4 separate regions of the Homo sapiens genome follow, and regions 1, 2 and 3 are each linked to region 4. The links are chromatin contacts, found by Hi-C or POLR2A ChIA-PET in ENCODE. All regions are on one chromosome and are shown on one strand. Each heading gives the region's core, a stretch centred on a gene start or an enhancer-like site at or near the end of the contact. The rest is flanking DNA. Distances are from core to core; before and after follow the strand shown. Region 1 has its middle 35 kb from the start of LINC02210. Region 2 holds the start of TMEM101 (transmembrane protein 101). Region 3 has its middle 38 kb from the start of SOST. Region 4 holds the start of DBF4B (DBF4B-CDC7 kinase regulatory subunit).

Evidence for each region. A loop is a pair of places that touch in the nucleus more often than their neighbours do. ChIA-PET counts read pairs that join two places held with the same protein, here RNA polymerase II (POLR2A). Pooled maps may share reads with other maps.
Region 1: a pooled map shows a loop between it and region 4 (4-fold over the local background). The contact joins the enhancer-like site here to the promoter of DBF4B in region 4. A Hi-C loop is called at or near these places in 2 of 50 pooled maps. POLR2A ChIA-PET finds 5 or more read pairs at or near these places in 2 of 52 experiments (GM12878 and Panc1).
Region 2: a loop to region 4 is called in a pooled map, with 5 times the contacts of the local background. The contact joins the promoter of TMEM101 here to the promoter of DBF4B in region 4. A Hi-C loop is called at or near these places in 5 of 50 pooled maps. POLR2A ChIA-PET finds 5 or more read pairs at or near these places in 2 of 52 experiments (B cell and PC-9).
Region 3: a loop to region 4 is called in a pooled map, with 7 times the contacts of the local background. The contact joins the enhancer-like site here to the promoter of DBF4B in region 4. A Hi-C loop is called at or near these places in 5 of 50 pooled maps. POLR2A ChIA-PET finds 5 or more read pairs at or near these places in 3 of 52 experiments (CD8-positive, alpha-beta memory T cell, WTC11 and naive thymus-derived CD8-positive, alpha-beta T cell).

What each region holds. Positions count from the first base shown.
Region 1 is chr17:45,583,875-45,586,574 of GRCh38, reverse strand. It overlaps the pseudogene DND1P1. Among named protein-coding and RNA genes, the nearest start is that of LINC02210, 35 kb to the left of the region's middle. RefSeq lists an enhancer at 1,280-2,224. Within about 2 kb of position 1,399, at least 39 of the 41 ENCODE cell types and tissues checked have a DNase peak (open chromatin) inside an H3K27ac peak, as active enhancers do; they include GM12878, where a contact is called at or near this core.
Region 2 is chr17:44,013,398-44,016,313 of GRCh38, reverse strand. TMEM101 (transmembrane protein 101) reads left to right here and starts at 1,351. Exons shown (of 4, transcript NM_032376.4): 1 at 1,351-1,498; 2 at 1,777-1,957. The coding sequence starts at 1,362. RefSeq lists an enhancer at 1,009-2,208.
Region 3 is chr17:43,718,851-43,721,851 of GRCh38, reverse strand. It overlaps the pseudogene WHSC1L2P. Among named protein-coding and RNA genes, the nearest start is that of SOST, 38 kb to the left of the region's middle. RefSeq lists silencers at 829-888, 1,039-1,148, 1,179-1,248 and an enhancer at 2,688-3,001. Within about 2 kb of position 1,476, at least 34 of the 41 ENCODE cell types and tissues checked have a DNase peak (open chromatin) inside an H3K27ac peak, as active enhancers do.
Region 4 is chr17:44,707,137-44,710,134 of GRCh38, reverse strand. DBF4B (DBF4B-CDC7 kinase regulatory subunit) reads right to left here and starts at 1,470. Exons shown (of 14, transcript NM_145663.3): 1 at 1,296-1,470; 2 at 769-831. The coding sequence starts at 1,314. RefSeq lists enhancers at 636-1,149, 1,150-1,664.

The DNA.
Region 1 (2,700 bases), core at 150-2,649, 880 kb before region 4:
GGGGACCACAAGGAGGGACCCACAAGCTGCTGGCGAAGTCGCTGCTTCAGTTCTGGCTTGAGCCACTCCACAGCCACCTGCTCTCCACAGAGGTGTGGCTGCCCTTCCTCCAGGGCCTTTTTGGCCATGGCAGCGGTCCAGTGCGAGCTGAATTTGAGCAGAGCGATCTGCCCGGGCGCCGGTCCGGGGCTGGGCAGCAGCCGCGCCTCCTGCAGGCCGGGACCCAGCGGCTGCAGCGCGGGCTGCAGCGCGGTGCGGGTCAGATTCGGCGGCAGGCAGTCAACGCTCAGCTCACACTTCCCGGTGCTGCGGCACAGAAGCAGCGGGCAGGACGGCCGCAGCGGGTGGTTGTGCAGCGGGCGATGGCGGCCTGCGCGCCGCGCCGCGAGCTGCAGCGGGCATATGCGAAGCCGCGGTTCAGGCCGCTGAAGGTCATCATCAGGCGGAACTCGTAGAGGCGGCCCACGCGCTGGAACAGCAGGATAGCTGGTGCTCATACACTTCCTGAGGCAGCCGCCCGATGAACACCTCTGACCCAGCCGGCGGCGGGCTGCCCACCCAGCCTGGGGGTGGCCCGCCATACTTCCTCTGCCCGTTCACCTGCACCAGGCGATGCCTGTCTGCCTGACCCACGCCTCCAGCGCCGCCTTGTTCTCTGGCTTCACCCTCTCACACCACAGCTCACAATCCCGCGTGGACTGCATGGCTCTCTATTCTCTTTTTTTTTGAGACGTAGTTTCACTCTTGTTCTCCAGGCTGGAGTGCAATGGCAGGATCTTGGCTCACCGCAACCTCCGCCTCCCGGGTTCAAGCGATTCTCCTGCCTCAGCCTCCCAAGTAGCTGGGATTACAGGCACCCGCCACCATGCCCAGGTAATTTTTGTATTTTTAGTAGAATTTAGGAGTTTCCTAAATTCTGGGGGCTTGTCTCCCTGTTCCCCCACCCCGACTAATTTCCCTCGGTCGCTGCCACTGCCCCGTCCCTTAGGTCGCTCGGGCCGCCCCACTCCGAGACTTTTTTTTCTTTCGCTGGTTCTTTCAGCTTCAGTTTCCCTAGAGGGCGGGAGGGGAATATTTGGGGGCTCTCCTGCCTTCCTCTCCGAGCCGCGGAAGGGGAGACGCAGGGAGGAGGTCCGACCGGCTTTGGGCTCCAGCCAGGGGTCCGCGGAGACTATGGTCTCCGAAGGCCTTAGACGCGGGGCATTTCGCCAGCTGCGCGTCTCTCTCAACCGCGCCACCAAGCCCGGAGTCCAGCCGCGCCTCGCTGCGCCCAGCCCCGGCGCCCCAGGCTCTCTGCCCCCGACTCAATGCTCCCGCGCTCCCCCAAGCAGCCGCTGCGCCACCTCGCCCCGTCCCAGGCTCGTAGGCTGCTCAGCTCACGTGACCGCGCTCCGTTAACGGAAGAAACGAGATGGAGGCTGAAGGCGATCCGCAGTGGGGCCCCAGCCATTCGGATTGAGCCTTCTCCCTCCAACCGCTTCCGCAGGCCGGGCCCCTCCTGCCCTGCCCCTCTGGCCTCCCCACCCGGCCCCAGCCGCCCCCACTGCGCCCATTGCGCCCGCCCCTTCCCGGCCGCTTTCCCTTCTCCCTCCGCCTCGGCTCCAACATGAGGGGCCGGCGGGGCAGGCCGACCAAGCAGCCCGCGGCTCCCTCTGCGGAGCGCTGCGCCCCGGCCCCGCCGCCGCTGCCGCTGCCCACGTCCGGACCCATCCGGGGTTCCGCTCGCGGCAACGCGGTAGCAGCCCGGGCAGGTGGGTCGCCGCCAGGCTGAGGTGGCGCCCAAGACGCGCCTGAGCTCGCCCAGGATGGGCAGCAGTAGCCGGAGAAAGCCGCCGCCGCCGGCCCCACCCCAGCACCAGCGCCCCGGCCGGGGGGAGGCGGGGGCAGCCACCTGGCCCGGACGGCTGCGGTCTGGAGGGCTGTCAACAAAGTGGTGTAGGAGGACGCCAGTTACTGCACGGAAAGCAGCGTCAGGAGCCATAGTACCTACAGCAGCACTCCAGGTACCCACTCAGCCCAGTTGCTGCAGACTCCTTCCCCACCTTCTCTGCCCTCCCCCTTTGCTCACTCGTGTGCTGTGCATCCTGCTCCGATCTCCCCCCAACCCCGCCGACCCCCAGAGGGGAAATGCGAGGGCACATCAAGTGGCAAAAAACCAGATTTATAGGAGGAAAGAGGCGCATTGTTCAAAATGGAGATTGCATTGTTGCAGTTGGCGGGCCACACTCGCTCTCTCTTCCCGCCTCCCGCCAACCTCCTCTTTTTCCTCCTCAGAATTTGTACCAGTGTAGTGTCTCCACCGGGCAAGATTGAAACTTGGGCAAACACATATCCATTGCTTTCATTTTTTCCCCTTGTTTTGGTAGTTTTCTGGAATGAAAGAAGCCTCTTGTTTTGCAAACCTCTTTTCATTTCTAATGTGGTTCCTTTCGGATTTTTATTATATATCTGTTCCTTAAAAGGGAATTAAGGATTTGGACAGATTGTGTGCCACAATCTGTTTTCACACCCCTAGCTGTGGTTTTAAAATTATGTTAAGGAAACGGATCATTTGGGTTAGTAGGGGAACCTTATCTGGTCTTGTGTGTTTGTTTTTATTCTTCGAGTGCTAACGGGCCCGTGCAACAGTTTCTGGTAAATGGCTGATTAAAAAGCAAAGCAGAAAGCCAAACAAGACCCAACGAAATTTGGTAATTCATC
Region 2 (2,916 bases), core at 102-2,601, 690 kb after region 4:
GTAATCCCAGCTACTTGGGAAGCTGAGGCAGGAGAATCGCTTGAACCTGGGAGGTGTAGGCTGTAGTGAGCCAAGATCGCACCACTGCACTCCAGCCTGGGTGACACAGTGAGACCCTGTCTCAAAAATAAAAAAAAAGCATATATATGTAAAGCAGATATATATATATGTGTGTGTGTGTGTGTGTGCGTGTGTATCTATATCTATCTATCTATCTAATTGCCACCGTGCCAAGTGATTCAAAGGAAGGTAGCTGATGTTATGAGAACATATAAACGGGTGGGGCGTGGGAGAAGGGGCTGAGAACACACTGGAGGGGAATGCAGAGACCACCTGGATGTCTGCTGCAATTAAACTGACAAAGTATGACAATTTGGGTTACAGCGGGAGCATGGCAGCTGGAGAAATGGACTGACTTGAGATGTCCCAGATGTTCAGATCTCCTTTTTCTCTCAGGGCACAGGCAAAAGGCAAACCCAAAGAGGTGACTTTGAGCCAGGAGGACCCCTTACTTTGATCTTAACAGAAACGGGGGTTTCCTCTGGTGCGTTATGTGTATCATTTATTGAACCACTACTATGTACTAGGACCGACCTTGTCACATTTAAAGTTCACAACTCTGGCCTGGCGCGGTGGCTCATGCCTGTAATCCCAGCACTTTGGGAGGCCGAGGCGGGCGGATCACGAAGTCAGGAGATCGAGACCATCCTGGCTAAGACGGTGAAACTCCGTCTCTACTAAAAATACAAAAAATTAGCCGGGCGTGGTGGCGAGAGCCTGTAGTCTCAGCTACTCAGGAGGCTGAGGCAGGAGAATCGCTTGAACCCAGGTTGCGGAGGTTACAGTGAGCCAAGATCGTGCCATTGCACTCCAGCCTAGGCGACAGAGTGAGACTCCGTCTCAAAAACAAAACAAAACAAAAAAAAAAGAAAAAAAAAGTTCACAACTCTGAGGTAGGTGTAATTATCCCCATTTCATGATGAGTCTCATAAAGTTTAGGTGATGTGCCCAGAATCACACAGGGTTGGAATCAGGATTAGGGCCCTGATCGGGCTGCATTCAAAGACCAGTTTGCTTCAATACATCATACTACGGTCCAAGACTTCTGCTATCCTGAACCCACTGTTCCTTCCTCTAGTCTAGTTTTCAAATTCGCAGGGACAAATATGGCCCTGAAGGCTCCATGAGCAGACGAGAAGGCTGGACTTCGCAACTGGGTCACCTTAGATCCGGAACTAGAGAATGACACCGTTGTTTCCGGGAGGAAAAAGAAAAAGCGCTTGACCCGGAAGCTGCGTGTCCCATCCCCGCGCCTGCTTCTCTGACTGGGGTGAGGCCGCAGCGGACTGCCCTTTCCCAAGATGGCGTCGAAGATAGGTTCGAGACGGTGGATGTTGCAGCTGATCATGCAGTTGGGTTCGGTGCTGCTCACACGCTGCCCCTTTTGGGGCTGCTTCAGCCAGCTCATGCTGTACGCTGAGAGGGCTGAGGCACGCCGGTGAGCAGGCCTACGCAGCCGCTAAACGCGGCAGGGGGCGGTGATGTGGGCAAGAAATTGGGGGCTAGAAGTCGGGACCCTTGAACTGGGAGGAATTGGGACCTCCCTGGGAGGGGTTCTGGTCTGGGTGTCGGACCAAATCTGGTAGGGCGGTCCTGCCCATGGGAGGGGAGTCTGGTTTGGGGGAGCAGTGGAGCCTGTGGGAACTCAAGGGGTCTCAAGCTTCTTCCCCCACCGCTTCATTCTGTCCTCGTTGCTTCCCCACTCCCGGCTCGCAGGAAGCCCGACATCCCAGTGCCTTACCTGTATTTCGACATGGGGGCAGCCGTGCTGTGCGCTAGTTTCATGTCCTTTGGCGTGAAGCGGCGCTGGTTCGCGCTGGGGGCCGCACTCCAATTGGCCATTAGCACCTACGCCGCCTACATCGGGGGCTACGTCCACTACGGGGACTGGCTGAAGGTGAGCGCCTCGGCCCCAAAAGGGTCTTCCCTCTGGGTGACGGGGAATCAGAGGCCAATGCCCAGGGCTGTTGGTGGGCGATGAATGGTGCTGGCCAGCTGCACAGTGTGAAGCCTGGGAGGTTCGAACCCCTTGGCTTATGGAGATTACAGAGCGCAGAAATGGATCTTAGAGACCACACAAACTTCCTCTTCAAAGTGTGGAAACTGAGGTCTAGAGATGGGAAACAGACTTTCCCAAAGCCACAATACAGGATACTGGTGGGACCAGAACCCCGGTCACCTGGTTCCCAGAATCTTTTAAACTGTTAGTTTAGTAATCTCAGACTCATGGGGTACAAAGGACCTTGGAGAGTACCTAGTTTTCATAAAATAAATTTTATGAAAATGTAATTACTGTTAGTATAGCATTTAAGCCAGAACCTGTGCCAGGCCCTGCAGGCTGGAGATAAGGTTGGACAAAGGCACTGTCCTTGAGGAAGAGACTGTCAGACCCTTAGGGGAGGAAGATGTGTGAACAGCTACAGGGCAGCAAGATCAATGTTTTTGTGGCATAGATCCCATGCCATGTAGAATAAAGAACACCAAGATTAGAGTCTACAGATCTGAGAGTGGGGAAGGGAGAAACACATTGTGTCTGGGTTCTGCCACTTACTGGCAGGTAGGACCTGCCAGTTTTCTTTTTTGTTGTTGTTTTTTGAAACAGAGTCTCTCTCCGTCGCCCAGGCTGGAGTGCAGTGACGCTGTCTCAACTCACTGCAACCTCCGCCTTCCAGGTTCAAACGATTCTCCTGCCTCAGTCTCCCAAGTAGTTGGGATTACAGGCGCCCTTCCCCACGCCCGACTAATTTTTGTATTTTCAGTAGACAGGGTTTCCTCATGTTGGCCAGGCTAGTCTCAAACTCCTGACCTCAGGGTGATCCACCTGCCTCGGCCTCCCAAAGTGCTGGGATTACAGGC
Region 3 (3,001 bases), core at 227-2,726, 990 kb after region 4:
GGGGTTTTGAAAGACCCTAGACTCCTAGGTTTCTTCTCTTGGACACTCTATGGGGCACTTAAAATCCTGAGTCATGCTGATTTTGGGATTTCCTCTGACCAGAAAGCTGAGTGTTTAAGACTTTTCACATTCGCTTGTTTTGTTGCAAGGAGCTAGTAAGAGCTCAGCCTGGCCTCTCCCAAAACCACTCATAAAGGAGCAGCAGACATGGTGCAGCCAACAGAGACTTCAGGGAACAAGGATGGCTGTGACTTGTGCAGAGCAATTCTGGGATCCTGGAACCTGAAATACATCTCCTCCCCAGAAATTTAGCCTGAAATTTCTTTAACCAAGATCAAAAGGTGAACCTTGCTTCTAATAATCACAGAGGACTGAATGTGTTCTGCGAAGGAGAGCCACACTGGTCTAAATTATTTCCAACTAACGTGTAAATGACTGATAGAGGTTTTTGGTTTTTTTGTTTTGTTTTTGTTGATTTTTTTTTTTTCCTAAATGCTAGTTTGGTGAGAAGGTAAAAAGAGTTATAAAAGTGCAACACCAAGGCGGGTGGATCGCGAGGTCAGGAGTTCGATACCAGCCTGGCCAACATGGTGAAACCCCATCTCTACTAAAAGTACAAAGAATTAGCTGGGCGTGGAGGCGCGCCCCCGTAATCCCAGCTCCTCGGAGGCTGAAGCAGGAGAATCGCTTGAACCCGGGAGGCGGAGGTTGCAGCGAGCCGAGATCGCGCCATTGCACTCCAGCCTGGGTGACAGAGCGAGACTCCGTCTCAAAAAAAAAAAAAAAAAAAAAAAAAAAAAAAAAAGCAACAAGCCCTCTCGCCTAGTCTCTCCTTTGTCGTCCAGACCCTCGCGGCCGCGGGCGTTCGTGGTTCGTCCCCTCCGCCCCCTCCGTCCCCTCCGCCCTTTCCGCCGCGCTGACTCGCCGCTTCCTCCTGGGCTCCATCGCCCCAAACCCGGGACTGCACTTCCCGGCAGACGCCGCGGCCAATGAGGGAGGGGCTGAGGATTTGGCGGCGGCGGCGCCCCGAGAGTCGGGGTGACGGGGCTTTGTGCGCTGAGGCGGAGGCTGCCAGCACGGAGGCGGAGGCCCAGGGGCTGTGCACAGGTCACCGCGGAGAGACGTGCGATTTCCCAGCCGAGCGCCGAGGACCCTGCTGCCCAGGCCAGGCTGCCAGCCGTAGGCTCCTCTCTGGCGGCAGCGGGGGCGCGGCGACACCCGTCTCTCGGCCTCCCCTTCCCACCCCACCTCCGGAGCCTTCCTCCTGCCGCAGCACGCCTGGCCTGGTCCGGCTGTGGCCCTCCTCGATCTCCGTGTCCCTCCTGTGATCGCATTGAGACGGCCGGGCGGTTAGAACGGGACAAACTGAAGGCCCGATGAGAGAAAGGGAAAGTTAAGAATGCTGGAGCAGAACAATGGATTTCTCTTTCTCTTTCATGCAAGGGATCACGGGAAACACAGTTCAACAACCACCTCAACTCACTGACTCCGCCAGCATCCGTCAGGAGGATGCCTTTGATAACAAAATTGACATTGCTGAAGATGGTGGCCAGACACCATACGAAGCTACCTTGCAGCAAAGCTTTCAATACTCACCTACAACAGATCTTCCTCCACTCACAAATGGCTACCTGCCATCAATCAGCATGTATGAAATTCAAACCAAATACCAGTCGCATAATCAATATCCTAATGGGTCAGCCAATGACTTTGGCGCAGCTAGAAACTTTAGCCCCACTGACTATTACCATTCAGAAATTCTAAACAGAAGACCACATTAAATTCTAGAAAACCCTTCCCCTCCACAGCCACCACTTCGGTACCACAAACTGTGATTCCAAAGAAGAGTGGCTCACCTGAAGTTAAACTAAAAATAACCAAAACTATCCAGAATGGCAGGGAATTGTTCAAGTCTTCCCTTTGTGGAGACCTTTTAAATGAAGTACAGGCAAGTGAGCACACGAAGTCAAAGCATGAAAGCAGAAAAGAAAAGAGGAAAAAACCCAAAAAGCATGACTCATCAAGATCTGAAGAGCGCAAGTCACACAAAATCCCCAAATTAGAACCAGAGGAACAAAATAGACCAAATGAGAGGGTTCACACCATATCAGAAAAACCAAGGGAAGATCCAGTACTAAAAGAGGAAGCCCCAGTTCAGCCAATACTATCTTCTGTTCCAACAACAGAAGTGTCCACTGGTGTTAAGTTTCAAGTTGGTGATCTTGTGTGGTCCAAGGTGGGAACCTATCCGTGCTGGCCTTGTATGGATTGAAGTGATCCCCAGCTGGAGGTTCATACCAAAATTAACACAGGAGGTGCCCGAAAATATCATGTCCAGTGTTTTAGCAAACAGCCAGAGAGGGTGTGGGTTCATGAAAAATGGGTACAGGAGTATAAAGGTCATAAGCGGTATGAAGAATTACTGGCTGAGGCAACCAAACAAGCCAGCAATCACTCTGAGAAACAAAAGATTTGGAAACCCTGACCTCAGAGAGAACATGCTCAATGGGATTTTGGCATTGCCCATGCAGAGAAAGCATTGAAAATGACTTGAGAAGAAAGAATAGAACAGTATACTTTTATCTATATTGATTAACAGCCTGAAGAGGGTTTATCCCAAGCAAAAAAGAATGTTGGGGCCGGGCGCGGTGGCTCACGTCTGTAATCCCAGCACTTTGGGAGGCCCAGGCGGGCGGATCACAAGGTCAGGAGATTGAGACCATCCTGGCTAACACGGTGAAACCCCGTCTCTACTAAAAAAATACAAAAAAATTAGCCGGGCATGGTGGTGGGCGCCTGTAATCCCAGGTACTTGGGAGGCTGAGGCAGGAGAATGGCATGAACCGGAGATCGCACCACTGCATTCCAGCCTGGGCGACAGAGCGAGACTCCATCTAAAAAAAAAAAAAAAAAGAATGTTGTCTCCAAAGCCGAAGTTAAAAAAACCTGATGACCAAGATCTGTGCTTTAAACTCAGCCAGAACAGATCAATGCAGGGGAG
Region 4 (2,998 bases), core at 221-2,720:
GTGGCGCAATCTCGGCTCGCTGCAACCTCCGCCTCCTGGGTTCAATCAATTTTCCTGCCTCAGCCTCCTGAGTAGCTGGGACTACAGGCACGCCTCACCACGCCCGCCTAATTTTTTGTATTTTTAGTAGAGATGGGGTTTCACTGTGTTAGCCAGGATGGTCTCAATCTCCTGACCTCGTGATCCGCCCGCCTTGGCCTCCCAAAGTGCTGGGATTACAGGCGTGAGCAGCCGCGCCCGGCCAACTAGATGATATTAACTAAAGGGGCAGTACGGAGGGAAGTGCCATGTGCTAAAATACTTACCTAATTAGGTAGCAGTGTTTAACTTAAGGATTTTATTGTAAACAACTATGAATGTATTAATTTATATATTTAATAAGTCACTCTATCCTGACTCCACATCTGTCTGTTAATCTTGTTCATAATATGACTCTTACTTGACCTTTATCATGAATCCCAAAACGGTCTATGATGCTGCGTCCATACACACACACACATAAAACCACTAAGTGGGCCTGGTGAAGTGGCTCACACCTGTAATCCCAGCATTTTGGGAGGCCTAGGCAGGAGAACTGCTTGAGGCCAGGAGTTTGAGACCAGCTTGGCCAACACAGCAAGACCCCATCCCAATAAATAAAATGAATAAATAAGTACATAAAAACACTGAGTGATCGAAAACTCCAACAGGGGGAACATTTTTCGGTCTTCTCCAAGAGACCCTGGGGCAATTTTCACCTCACGTCCCTAGTTCTGTCCTGTTACCCACCTAGGTCCGGGGCCCGGAGCCTACTCTCAGCCATGGAACTCTCCAGCTCGAGGCAATCGTCTCCTGAGAAAGGACATAACAGCAACTCAACCATCTTCACCAACCCTTGGAACTTCCATGCCTCCCGCCCACTACTGTCTCCCAAAACGCGCACAGAAACGCGACTCCTGGGAACAGCAAGACTCAACTCCATTCCGACCTACATCCCGCGACTCCCGCCAGGCTCTTGCCCCTCATGCCCTCCGCCTCCTTTCAGACTCCGTTCAGTCAACGGCCGTGACCTCTTGGCCACCTCCTGTCCATCTCAATCTCCATACATCCCTCCAGGCTGTTGTCCCCTACGTTCCTCTGCCACCTTCATTCCTCGGTCCCCTCAACTCCTGTGGCTCCTTCCCGGCCCCTATACCCTCCTCAGCTTCGGCACCTACCCGCTGGTCACTTCCTAAGCCCCCTCCACGACTCCGCACCTCGCCTCAGCTATTAACGACCCCTTCCGCCTTTCTTTCTCCCCTTCCCGGCATCCGTACCCTTTCCCGGTTCGCTCATCAAATGCCGGCTCCTTCTCGGCCTCCGTACTCCTTCCTCAGAGGCCTCCGTATTACATTCGCGAGCTCCATGAGCTCTTCCCGATTCCACAGTCCTGGTTATCTCAGGGCAGCTACAGCATCAATCTCTTGGCGTTTTCGGCCGCGGCTTCAGTTTAAATTTCCTGCCGGCTCCACCCCTAAAAGAACGCCGTAGCTGCGAGATCCGCCCTACGGTGTCCTTGGAAGGACAATATTAGTTTCGCGATTCCTCTTTCCGTTCCCCCACCGCCTACGTCTTCTCAAACCGTCTCTTCATTTCTTGGCTCTTCACTGGCTAGACGGCTTTGCCCCTTAATGGCCCTCAAGTTGAGGACTAGTGGTCGCTTTTTAGTGATTCTTCACACTGAGCTGCATTGAAATTCCTAGAAGTTTGAATACTAAATAACAAAATAAGCCTAACACTTGCAGAGCATTTGCAGTTTACATAAAGATTTCACTTACACATCATTTCATCTTCACATTTTTGTCCCCCTCCCGTTCTTCAATTATTACCTGCCCAACAAAACTTCTCAAAAGACGTATCTTTATCCCTCACTTCCCATCTTTTCTTCAACCCATCTAATTAGACTGCTAATTAGAGATCAAATTTGATCTAATAAGAGATCATTCAGTGGAGAGCTGGGGACCTCCCCACAAAAACTGTACTTATCCAGGTCAACTGTGATTTCCACAGTCTGAAATACTATCCTTATCATATCCAACTTATAGATGGACTATTCCTTCTTTGAAATACTTTCTTCTTTTTGCTTCCATGACTCAGCACTCTACCGTTTTTTTCCCTATCTCAATGGTTCCTCCTCAGTCCCCTTTGCTGGATCCAAAGCCACTGTTCACCTATATATTTTGGAGTATGCCAACGCTTTAGCCCTTATCCCTCTCCCTTATCTCCCTAGGAGATCTCATCCAGCTCCACAGCTTTACAATTCAGCTCTGCCACACCTTCAGATTTTCTGTAGCTCTGACCTGTCTGATCTCCAGACTCACATATTCAAGTGCCTACTGGCTATTTCAATTTGGATGTCTAATAGGCACCTCAGGCTGAACACATTCAAAACAGAACATTTGTTTCGCTGCCCCTGTCAAAAAACCACCTGTTCTCCCCCCAGGTCTTCCCCTCTCAGTAAAATGTTACTGTTTACTCAAATGTCACAATCATTCACCCAGTTGCTCAAACCAAAAACCTAGAAGTTGTCTTTCAGTACTTTCCCTTGTGCCCATCCCCACTCCAAGAAAAAAATCCTACTAACTCTGCCTCCAAAGTACATCTGGAATCAGACCACCACCACCCTAGTTCAAGCTGCTATCATTTCTTGCCTAAAGTACTGCGGTCAATTCTTCACTTCTACTCCCGAGTAGCTTCCTATCTCTCCCCAGTATAATCCATTCTCCATTCAGCAACCAGAGTGATAGTTTTTATATTTATTTATTTTTTTATTGAGAGGGAGTCTCGCTCTGTCGCCCAGGCTGGAGTGCAGTGGCGCAATCTTGGCTCACTGCAACCTTTGCCTCCCGGGTTCAGGCCATTCTCCTGCCTCAGCCTCCCGAGTAGCTGGGATTACAGGTGCCTGCCACCATGCCCGGCTAATTTTTGTATTTTAGTAGAGTCGGGGTTTCACCAGGTTGGCCAGGCTGGTCTCGAACTC